2 separate regions of the Homo sapiens genome follow, and region 2 is linked to region 1. A link is a contact called in ENCODE Hi-C or POLR2A ChIA-PET data. All regions are on one chromosome and are shown on one strand. Each heading gives the region's core, a stretch centred on a gene start or an enhancer-like site at or near the end of the contact. The rest is flanking DNA. Distances are from core to core; before and after follow the strand shown.

What was found. Hi-C counts contacts between places; a loop is a spot of excess contacts on that map. ChIA-PET counts read pairs that join two places held with the same protein, here RNA polymerase II (POLR2A). Pooled maps may share reads with other maps.
Region 2: a loop to region 1 is called in a map of OCI-LY7, with 5 times the contacts of the local background. The contact joins two enhancer-like sites. A Hi-C loop is called at or near these places in 1 of 168 maps with a recorded cell type or tissue (OCI-LY7), 4 of 37 single-sample maps with no recorded cell type and 4 of 50 pooled maps. POLR2A ChIA-PET finds 5 or more read pairs at or near these places in 2 of 52 experiments (OCI-LY7 and activated CD4-positive, alpha-beta T cell).

The regions. Positions count from the first base shown.
Region 1 is chr12:66,231,843-66,237,737 of GRCh38, forward strand. All of the region lies in intron 8 of IRAK3 (interleukin 1 receptor associated kinase 3), which reads left to right. It also overlaps the pseudogene RBMS1P1. Among named protein-coding and RNA genes, the nearest start is that of MIR6502, 16 kb to the right of the region's middle. RefSeq lists an enhancer at 3,230-3,309 and a silencer at 3,370-3,649. Within about 2 kb of position 3,381, at least 14 of the 41 ENCODE cell types and tissues checked have a DNase peak (open chromatin) inside an H3K27ac peak, as active enhancers do; they include OCI-LY7, where a contact is called at or near this core.
Region 2 is chr12:66,689,943-66,695,837 of GRCh38, forward strand. It overlaps a transcript of GRIP1 not described here. Among named protein-coding and RNA genes, the nearest start is that of GRIP1, 14 kb to the left of the region's middle. RefSeq lists a silencer at 3,967-4,261. Within about 2 kb of position 2,394, at least 2 of the 41 ENCODE cell types and tissues checked have a DNase peak (open chromatin) inside an H3K27ac peak, as active enhancers do; they include OCI-LY7, where a contact is called at or near this core.

The DNA.
Region 1 (5,895 bases), core at 2,131-4,630:
ATTCTGACTAGGCTGAGGAACTAGGTTTGACAAGCTGGGCTCTAGTGAAAGTCTGCAGCTTGTCTAGGATATAGGTGGAAACTGAAAGGTTCTAGAGTCTCTTAGGTGGTCTCACAACTTAAGAGGAGGCCAGTTCTTCCAGGTCACTATCCCAGGAACTTGTCTGGATGTGCAGAACTATAAAAATCATTTAAGCAACACTGCTAGACAGAATGCCCAACAGGTAACAAAGATACAGAGTACCCAGAGAGATCTGATCAGAAACAAGAATATTATGGAAGAGACAAGGCTTGAAATGCATCTAGCAATGTATTTTATATTTTACTTGGTGGTGGGGCTGCTGACAATTGTTGCCTTTCTGAGTGTTCCAAAGAGTTCAAGGACTTCAATGTAACCCATCCATAGAATGTGCCCACCCAGGCATGTGTCAGGGTATGGAGATCCATGGCTGTGGGCATTTGTTTGAGAACTGTGGTTTCACAAGGGCTCATCAATGTGTCCCTGCCTGTTCCAAAGCAAATCAGTCCCTTCCACGGCCATTGAACTTTTGGCCTTTCTGCTGAGCCTGCCAGCAAAGATGTTAATTAGTGCCAACTATAACAGTAGATTTCCCCCTCGTGTTTGGTGATATGCACACCTGTTCTCTAGAAGCTGGAATGAAACTAACTCAGTTCATTTGGGCCACTGAACACCTGTCAGATGGTAATGACAGTCAGTCCCCAGCAGCCTCGGCCAGATGTGATTGGCTGACCTAGATTACCCTCCTGAATCTCTTTTAAATGAATCCTCCACTGTGCTCTAAACCTAGGCCTCCCTGAGTGTTGGTCCCTCTGTGTGTAGCTCAGTGCTTTTAGGACTGAGCTGTCCAAATCCCTGCCTGTTTTGCCTTTGTCATATTAATTTTCTAAATCTATGTAAGGGAAGATAGCTTCTAGGAGGGATGCAGTTTTATTGTACGGCTTTGATAATTGGCTGAGAAAAGGACATCTCAAAATCTGTGTTAAACAGTGGCCTTTTCCCAGAGTAATTCAGGGCTCTGTTTTTATTGGAGGAGTGAACAATGGAAGATGCTGTTACCTTTATTTTCTTTTCTGTATTTGGGCTTCAGAGTGATGAGTCACAAAAGACTTTATCCTAACCCTTTGATATTATTATTATTATTATTATTATTATTTTTAAAAAGCCAAAATTTCAGCAACTTTTATTGACTACCTTTTAAAAGCCCTATGCTGCTGTTTTACAAGGCATAATAGACCAGCTCATCTGGTCAAAGCATTCTACATCATTAGTTTGAACTAACTTTTACTGAAACAGCTACAGCATCAAAAGAGTTAAGGCAAATTGGAATTCATAGAAAAGGATAAGACACTTCACACTGCATTGAAAGAAAGACAGGCCGGGCGCGGTGGCTCACGCCTGTAATCCCAGCACTTTGGGAGGACGAGGCAGGCGGATCACGAGGTCAGCAGATCGAGACCATCCTGGCTAACACGGTGAAACCCCGTCTCTACTAAAAATACAAGAAATTAGCCGGGCATAGTGGCGGGCGCCTGTAGTCCCAGCTACTTGGGAGGCTGAGGCAGGAGAATGGCGTGAACCCGGGAGGCGGAGCTTGCAGTGAGCCGAGATCGCACCACTGCACTCCAGCCTGGGCGACAGAGCGAGACTCCGTCTCGGAAAAAAAAAAAGGCCGGAAAGCTAAGAAGAGAGACACTGACGGCAACACTGAATTACAGCAACACTCGCACTGCAAGCACAGAACACCATGGGTGAAGTCGGACTAGTTAAACTTCAGAAAGCCCATTTCATACAGCTGGAAAAAAAAAACACAGATTAAACACAAAATGAACAAAACCACAAAAATCCGGTCATGCACTTGGATAAGTCTTCACGGTCTTTGTGCATACCCAGAAAATTGAAGTTTTCTTTTCTTTTTTCTTTTTCTTTTTTTTTTTTGCATCATAACATTTGATAAAAATCTGTTTGTTTGTTTGTTTTACTAAAATAAACCTGTTCGGGGGAACAGCTACTAGATGAATTTAAGGTTTTTATGCACCTTATAGAACTTATAGCAAAAATAGTTTTAGTTGATTTCGTTATAAATAACGTTTTCAAGAACTTGTGCAAAATTGTCAATAATTTCCTAAAGCACAATTGATCAGAAAAATCCATGATTGTTCAGCCTTCACACCCTTCTTCATGTAAGAACACCTTTCTGTACATCTCACAGTTACTTATTAGGTTGAAAGGTATATGGAGAATGGTCATTAGACGTCTCGACAGCCACCTGCTGTTGACCACTTGCCTCCTCAACAGGAGCCGCTGTCGTCTGCATATGTTCATACTGTGGCAAGTAGGCTCCTTGCATAGCTGACGTTGCAGGCATGTATGTTCCGGTGCTGCCTAGTGACAGATGACTCATCTGCTGGGCCAGAGGGCTGATCATTGATGCGGGCTGTAGTGACATGGTGTGCTCCATTGAGGGAGTTAACACGGCACCGGGGTGCTGTAGAATATATGGTTGAGGTTGCGTCCAAGAAGGACTTTGCACCTGGTAGGCAGATACAGGAGATACAATATAGGGTGTAATAGAAGTTTGAGTGATCATTCGGTTTGTAGCAATACTGTATGGTGAAGGATAAAATCCGTTTTGTATAGCAGCTGTAGTTGGGTCGTAAGTAAGTGTCATTCCAGTAAGTCTCACCTCTCCTTCTCTATGCCATGGTCTTCCATTAGGGATGTATTTGTTTGGGTTCTGTCTCTTTTTCTGTCCTCCATCAGAAAACTTACACAATAAAGGTTCTGTGGGGGCAGAAACTCCTGGTGGTGTCTTAATAAATTTTCCATTAAAATGACCAGTAACAGCTTCACATTTTTCTGTTGATTCCGTCCTAGCAAAGCCAACACCACGACTTGTACCACTGGCATCACGTAGTATCCTTGTAGAAATAACTTGTCCAAATGGTTTGAGCATATTTTCTAGTTCTTGCTTATCCATGGAGAGTGGCAAATTAGAAATGTAGAGGTTGGTAGGATCTTGTTCCTGTTGCTTTGCCATTTGAGCTTGAACCCCACTGGCCTTCAGGGCAGACACAGCTTTTTGAGCTGCTGCAGGGCTGTCAAAGTCGACAAAACCATAACCTTTGCATTTGTTCGTTGTCTTATGCAAAATTGCGTTTGTGGAGACTATTTTCCCATATGGTTGACAGAGCTTCACCAGGTCCTGGTCGGTGGTGTGGGGAGGCAGTCCTCGGATATAGAGGTTCGTTTTGCTGAGCTGATCCCATCCTGAGTTGCTGCTGCTGCTACTGTTGTTATTACTGCTGGTGGTGCTGGGACTGGGAGGGGCCATGGGGTGGGCTGGGACCAGAGACTGCTGCTTGCGATAGGGCGTCCGGCAGTTGCTGCTGCCCCCGGGGTTGCCGCTGCTGCTGGGGAAGATCATCGCTGCGGGCCGCGGCGGCGGGCGCGGGCGCGGGGCAGCCTGGGCGCGGGGCAGCCTCGCCGCGAGGGGGAGGACGCAAGGAGGGGGCCGGCCGGGCCCCGGGCCGAGGCAGCTTTGGGAACTCCCTCTCGCCGCGCGGCGGCGGCCGGCGGGGGCTGCAGCTCCGCGCTGACTTCCCCTCCGCACTCGTCTAAAAGTGCGGCGCGGCGCGGGGCGAGACTCGAGCAGCTCGGGCAGCCGCCGCTCTGCGTGCCATGGACGGGAGTTCGCGCGCGGAGCTGGCGGCGTCGCCGACTCTCCCGGCGGCAGCGGAGGAGCAGCGCCGCCGCGTCCTCCGATATTATTAAGTTATGTTTTTAAATAGTATGAAATAGCATGGAACAATGTATATAAAGTGAGATTAAGTGGAAAAGACCAAATTAAAGTAGCGTATAGTATATAATTATAACTTTGTATAACTACAAATTCATGCATTAAAAAAATATTAAAAGTAAAATATACCGAAATATCAACAACGTTTTGTTTGGTTGGAGAACCTATAGCTTATTTTTCAATGGCTTATTTTTTTACTTCTTTATGTTCTTTAGATTGTATTTAAAGAAGTATGTTCTAGTCTAGCAATAACATAAAATTTATTAGACAAAAATAACTTGGCGTCAGACCTTACTGTCTCAAACCAATTAATTGGAAAAAGTTCCAAAAGACAGTCTCAAGTTACTAAATGAAATCCTTATCAGTTCAATCATTCTCTGTAATTAATTTTATCAGTAAAGAAGCTTGATAATCTGTCATTTTTATGGTTTTAAAATAGTTTTTAAAATGAAAGTTGGAAAATCATTATTCAGCAGCCTGGTGCCCAAAGTGTGAATAACATCTTTTGTCTAAAGCAAAGTGAAATGGTTCTCATGTCTTCAGCAGGGAGGAGGGAGGATGAGGATGAGGATGTGGATGTGGGAAGACCACCAGAAATCTGGGTTCAGGCCGGGTGAGGTGGCTCACACCTATAATCCTAGCACTTTGGGAGGCTGAGATAGGCAGATCACTTGAGGTCAGGAGTTTGAGACCAGCCTGGCCAACATGCTGAAACCCCATCTCCACTAAAAATACCAAAAAAAAAAAAAAAAAAAAAAATTAACCAGGCATAGTGGCTTGTGCTTGTAGTCCCAGCTAGTCTGGAGGCTGAGGCAGGAAAATTGCTTGAACCCAGGAGGTGGAGGTTGTAGTGAGCTGAAATTGCATCACTGCACTACAGTCTGGGCGATAGAACAAGACTCCGTCTAAAAAAAAAAAAGGAAAAGAAAAAGAAATCTGAGTTCAGACCCAGGTCTTTTTTCTCTTTCTGTGGCCAGAGAGTGGCCAAAAGTTTTCGCACTTGCACATTCGGAGCCAACCAAGACAGTCTTAAGGTGACCTCTTGTTGCTGTCAAATTCTTTGACATTACACCTGCCTATTTTTGTACTGGGCTCTGTACTCACGAGTCTAGGACTGTTACAGGAGAACGTGACCCTGTATTCTCTTAAATCCTGGTCAAGCTTTACCCTGATCAGCTTCCAAATCAGAATGAGGTCAGATATGTTTAGGGAGGCGCCTCCAGCCACCTGCCCACTCTGGAGCAGGTTTTAGTCAAAGTTCTGAAATGCCTGTTTTTCTGAAACACCCTCTCCCTAGTCTTTCATCTGTCCTTCCCCTTCTTTACCAGCCACCCTAGCGATCTCGTTGTTGTCCCTGTCTCTCATCACTGGTTAAGAGTGTGGCCTTTGGGGTCACATAGATCTCAGTACAAATCCCTACTCCTCTACTTTCTGGCACTGTGATCTTGGGCAAGTCACTTAATCCCCTGAGGCTCAGTCTCTTACCTCATCTGGAACTGGGGTGACAGTGCTCCACCTTCTCCCAGCATTGTGAGGAGGAAGTGAGGTGATAGACTGAAAGCACAACCCAGGCCTGGCAATGAGCTGTAATTATCCCCCCACAATGTGAGAAAAGTGCTTCATCCAACCTGTACTTGAACCCTTGCTGTATGGTGGGCCCAGCATGTTGTGGGGGTCCAGCTCCATTTGGGTGCAGCTCTCATTATTCAGACTTCTTTTCTGTGGAGCTAAAATCCTGTGACTTGCCCATTTGCCGCTGGAATTATCTATATACAGCTAAAGAAAAAGGAGATAAAAGCTCATTTCATTTCTCTTTGAAATCAATAGTCTCTTAGTCTTTCATGAGTAGCTGAGTAAAAAGATGTCTCAGTTAACTATAGTAAATCAAAAGAGCACCAAACAGAAAAATAGTGGGGCTAGGTGTTAGTTCTGGCCCTGCTATTAAGCGGTTTTGCATGGAACAAGTCATGTCAACCCTGTGGGCCTCATTCACCTCCTCTGCAGGATTCTATAGCAGTGATGACAAGTCAGTGTTGTCTCATGTTCCATGTCTGATTGATTGATAATGATTTCCCACA
Region 2 (5,895 bases), core at 1,144-3,643, 460 kb after region 1:
GGGCCTCGCTTTCTTGCCCAGGCTAGAGTGCAGGGATGTGATCATGGCTTGCTGTAGCTTCAGCCTCCAGGGCTCAGACAATTCTCCTGCCTCAGCCTCCTGAGTAGCTGGGACCACAGGCAAATGCCATCACACATGGCTAATTTCTTCTATTTTCTGTAGAGAAGGGCTGTCCCTACATTGCCCAGGCTGGTCTTGAACTCCTGGGCTCAAGCAATCCTCCTGCCTTGGTCTCCTGAAGTGCTAGGATTACAGGCGTGAACCACCACATCCAGCCAAATTTGACTTTTTTAGATTCCACATATAAGTGAGATCATATAATATTGGTCTTTCTGTGTCTGGCTTATTTCACTTAACATAATATCCTCCAGGCTCATCTATATTGTAGTAAATGGCAGGATTTCCTTCTTTTCATTGCTCAATAATATTACACACACACACACACACACACACACCACATACACCATATTTTCTTTATTTACTCATTTCTTGATGGACACTTAGGTTGTTTCCACATATTGGCTACTGTGCAATTAACACGGAGGGTACAGGTGTCTTTTCAAGATGCCGATTTCATTTCTTTTGGATATATACCCGCAAGTGGGATTACTGGATTGTTTAGTACTATTTTTAATTTTTTAGACCAAGCACGATGGCTCATGTCTATAACCCCAAGAATCTGGGACGTCAAGTCAGGAGAACCAGCTGAGCTCAGGAGTTTATGACCAGCCTAAGCAACATAGCGAGACCTTGTCTCTAATAAAAATTAAAAAAAAATTTTTTCAAAAAATTTTTTTTAATTTTTATTAGAGACAAGTTCTCGCTATGTTGCTTAGAAAAATTAACCAGGCATTGTGGTGTGTGCCTGTAGTCCCAGGTATCCGGGAGGCTAAGGCAGGAGGATTGCTTGAGCTCAGGAGTTTGAAGCTGCAGTGAGCTATGATCCTGCCACTGCAGTCCAGCCTGGGCAATAGAGCAAGACCCAGTGTCAAAAACAAAACAACAAAACAAAAAAACCTCCATACTGTTTTCCATAATGGTTGCACTAATTTACATTTCCAACAACAGTGTAAATAGGTTCCCTTTTCTCCATGCTAGCCAGCTATGCTATTTGCTCAACCCAAGAAATACAAGAATTAGTCAAGGGTAATTTTCATTTTATGAGATTTTTGTTTCATGCTTTAACTTCAGAACTAACCTCCACCACTCAACTCCAGTGCAACCACTACTAAATTCAATGACTTCTAAACCAAACCTTATTTGTCACTTCTCATAGTCAAGGTTTTTCTTTAAGGAATGTGCCTTCAGTCATTTGTATCTGTGGTCCTGGTGGAAGGCAAAAGCACAAACTATTAGAAACATTGGGTTTGTTCAAGTGCTGTGATTTGTGCTTAGGCTGAATAAGAAAAACTATCAAATGAATACACTAGAGGTTTCTTCCATAAAGCAAAGGGAAAAGTCTAAATATTTCATTAAAAATACAACAGGGAGGAATTTACTTTCAAGTTTTTACAAGGAATTAAAAAATACATATACTTTTCCAAAGTTAGATCCATCAACTTTTACCTTTCTTGTTATATAGATCTCTGAATGGTTCTTAATGGTTGCCTACGTTATCAAGCCTGGAATTCGACAATGCTCCCACCATGCCCTTGTCCACTCATTCTTCCGAAAGTTTGGTTCTAAGTCCCAGTGGTGAATGAAAGTGTCCTCTTTACAAGCATCTTTTATTCTAAAGCTACCTTTCTTTTGCCTTTATATCTAATACTTTATTTTTAGAAATGACATTAAAATTAGTCCCTAGGAAGAGAGTCCTTCCATAGATTCTCTCTCTTAACTTGTTTGCGTAGGGAAATGCAGGCGCTTAATTGATCAAAAGGGACTCACAGAAGGATGAACTATTTTGCAGAAGCATGCTAATGGAAATGCACCAACCGCTAAGACCCACTGCTCACAGGAAGCATCATAAAACTGGTGAGCTGATGGAAGTGCAAAGCTGTAAAGTAACAGCCAAATTTATCTTTTTTTAAAAAATAAAAGGTATCTTCCAAGTAGAAAATTAGAGAACCATTTGATATAATTCACTGCATTTGACAGCTTTGGAGTAGATTTATACCCTGCTTTTTTCCTCCCACCTTCAGTTTTCCATTATCAATCTCTCAGCAGGGTTTGGATTTCAGCATTGGCACCAATAGACAGAACTGGAAACAAGTGCATTCTGCAAATCACTGCATGCTCCCATGTCATAATCTCAATTCTCATTCCTCAGATACAGATTCTAGGTTGCAGCTGCAGATTAAAGTCAATTCTCTAAAATTACAACTGTAATTTCTCACTTATTTCAGGAGTTCCAATTGTGTAACCCTGTAGGAAGTTTCACTCATATGAGGAAGTTCAAATGAAACAGAAATTTGAGTGGAGAATTAAGCTGTCCCTTCCTTTTTTGGCACTGCGTCTACATGGCATCTTACAACTCTTTGATTGCTGTGATGACAGGCAGGGCCAAACTAGTCAGGAGACAAAAGACAAGGCCATCTATCACCATTATTTGGAAATTTCATCTAGCAAAGGATTTATGATCTGTTCATTTTGGAGGAGATTTAAAAAAAAACAAAGATTGAATAAAGTATGTCTGGTGATACATGAAAATGAGATGATGAGATGGATTTTACAGAAGACCTGGGGCTGACTGCATTTGGTCAGAAGTGCCACATTGTCATGGCAGAGAGGAGGGGATTTGTCTAGGACCACTGAGCACCACAGCTGAGAGTTCTTTGAAAAACAACCAGTACCCAGAGTATCCCAGAGGCAGTCAGGACAGCACAGTGATAAGAGTGTGGGCTCTGGGACCAGACTGCCTGGGTTTGAATCTAGGAAATGAGCTACGACAAGTTACTAAATATTCCTGTGCCTCAGTTTCTCTAGCTACTCATAGGATTATTACAGAATTATTTCGTAAGTCATGACTTGTGCTGAGGAGTCCTGACCTAGAACAGTACCTAACATATAACAAATGCTGGAAACCACTGTAACCTAACTTCATAGGGTGTTGAGAATGTTACAGGAGTTATGAATAAAGTGTTTAGGATAGTGCTTGATACATAAAAAGTGCTAGGGTGTTAGTCATTATTACTATGAATGTTGTTATAATAGTAACCAATAATTAGTAGTACCAGAGTTCCTTAACATAGTATGTCCCAAGAGAGCCAGGTCATGAGCTTATGAATGACAGGGTGATGTCTAAACTCAGGTTATCAAACTGGCAGCTCCAGGGCCACACGTGACCTGTAAGTACGCTCGTTTTGCCTGAGCTATGTTTAGAAATGTTTTAAATTATTTGCACACTTCAGAAATGTCTATAGTTTATTTAAAGTTATGGGTTTGTGGATTCTCTTTAAAAATCAAGAGCTCATTTCACATTGGGCCTGCATTCCCGCATGCAACTCTCAGTTGGGGCTGGACAATGGTGGCCTCTTTGGATATTTGGGGCATACATTCTCCAGGTCACCCCAGTCCCCACTAGGGTTCCTTCATTCACTGTTATCTGCCTGGCCCTTGTAGGCACCTGAGTTTGCTGTCCTTCTCCCTTGAATCTATTTTAGGCCTTCCGGGGTGATATGCTCTCAGACAGAATTTTTTTAAACACATTCTGGGCCCATCTGAGAATATGATTTTACTGGAGCTCTCCCCGGTAAAATGTACACAAATTTATATGCTCACATGACAACTGCAAGTGGACCACGGACTCCCTAAAGCCCATTCATGAAAAAATTTCCTGTTTTATGGGTCTATTCATGGACAAGAAAATTCCATTAATCCTCATTCTTCATTAGATCACTATTGTATCAAGGCGAATCCCATGATTTTAAAAATAGAAATTATACAGATACATAAAATGAAGGACTATGCTCAGGAAGAGTAAATCCTTTGAACTGATGATAAATTTAGTGGTTGATTTGATTGCACTCAAATTTGGCATCTTTATAACAAAACACCACACCAACTTGCTATCTAATTTCACCTCCTAAACACTTCTCAATTCTGCTACCTCTTCTCCAGATTTCTTAGCACTCTCAGGGCCACTGCCAGCCCAGACGGTACTATTATGAGCATCAGAAACAGCATCTCTTCCTCAAGACATTTTACTGCCATCTGCTGGGGAAAATGTGTCATACTAACTACATAGATTCATCACATCTAAGATGAGAATGCCACATACTAGACAGGGGTCCTTGAGGAGTGCACACCTGCAGAACAGTTTCCAGCATGATTTGAGTTGTGAGCATCCCTGACATGGGCTAAGCATTTCTACTTGAGGCCATTATCCAGAGGAGGCAGCAGAGAGTGGCCATTATGAGCTTTGTAGTTTTGAGTTTTTAAAAAACTTTTTTATTTTGAATTACTTTTAGACTTAATGAAAAGCTGCAAAAAAATGTGGAAACAGAGAGTTTCCACATATCCTTTACCTCTTCCCCAAGGAGATTTCATCCTATAATAATAAAAACAAGGGTTTGAATCATGATTCTGATAGGATCTTGGCAGATGGGCACAGTGCCAGCTCACAGTAAATGCTCAGTACGTATTATTATATGTTGTTATCATCTGCTAGCATCACTTTCCTTAACTATAAATGAAGATAATAAAAATATCTAGTGTGAGGATTATGTTACATTATTAGTAAAGTATTTAGCATAGTGCGTGATAAACAGTAATACTATTATTGATATTGCTGGTGATATTAACTTATTATTTCTGAGGTCTAATATTCTTCCCCAACCCACAGTCACCTAGTACACTGACATCCTGGTTTTCTAAGTATAAAATTATAAGTCATTACTATTCCTGAGATGCTTCCATATCCCAGGGAATAGATGCTGGTAACCAGTTCCCGGATTACCACAGTAGACATCCCAAAGATCAGGAAATACCCAGAGCCTAAGGGCAGAGCTAGTTGCAGGCTGAGGGTATGGCTAAGTGAGATCTCCTTTTGTGTCTTATCTGAGGTCCAACATCTCTCTGAAGCACTAAAGTCTTACTGATAACTGTTGTTGTTATAATTTCATAAAACAAAGGCAAATCTTTTTAAAATAAGGAAGAAAGCTTTTTATTCCCACTTCCAAATCATCTGTCTCTAACCAAGTCATAAAGACCATCAGGCTGCCAGTGCAGTACGATGTGTTAGATGTTCAACAGGAGTTCCTAGAACAGGCTCTACCTCCTCTGGGTGGAGAAGTGGGGCTGACCATGTGTGAGGAGGAGCCTTGCTCATAGGGGGAAGACACTTTTCTCAAAGCACTCCTCAACTGCTGACCCAGCATGCAATCTAACCTGTTTTTTTTTTTTTTATGGCATCTGTTTACACAAATTCTGACCAGGTGGCAAATTCTTCCCCTCTCCTGTCAGCCACAGTATGCTGGACAGAGAACACCTGTTCCAGAAGTGGACTGATTAGCCCAAGGTTGGGATACACAGCACGAGCTATGGGCCACACGAGAGGAGGAGATCCTGTGACTTGTCGGTGGTTGGCTCCACTCCTCCTCTTGGCCCTAGTCCATGTCTACCACTAATGGGATTGATCCATGGGCATAAATCTGAAAGCCCTTGCTAGGCAGGTAGGAGGTTATCTTATCCAAAACTGCTACAGTGTTGTTGCTAGCTGAAAGCAAATGTTTCAAGCACTGGGGAGGGAACTAGAGGTACAAAATTGAGGTTGATAATCTTCGTTTTTAAGGAGCTTCTTGGGGAGGGCATTGGTGAAGGTGATAGAATGGAATAAAAATATCACTTAATGAATATCTTTTCTGCAATGTCATTTACATATGCAGGGTATCTTTAAACAAGTAACAATAATTCAGTGGAATATCAGCTTTATTGATACTATCAGTAGGATGTGTG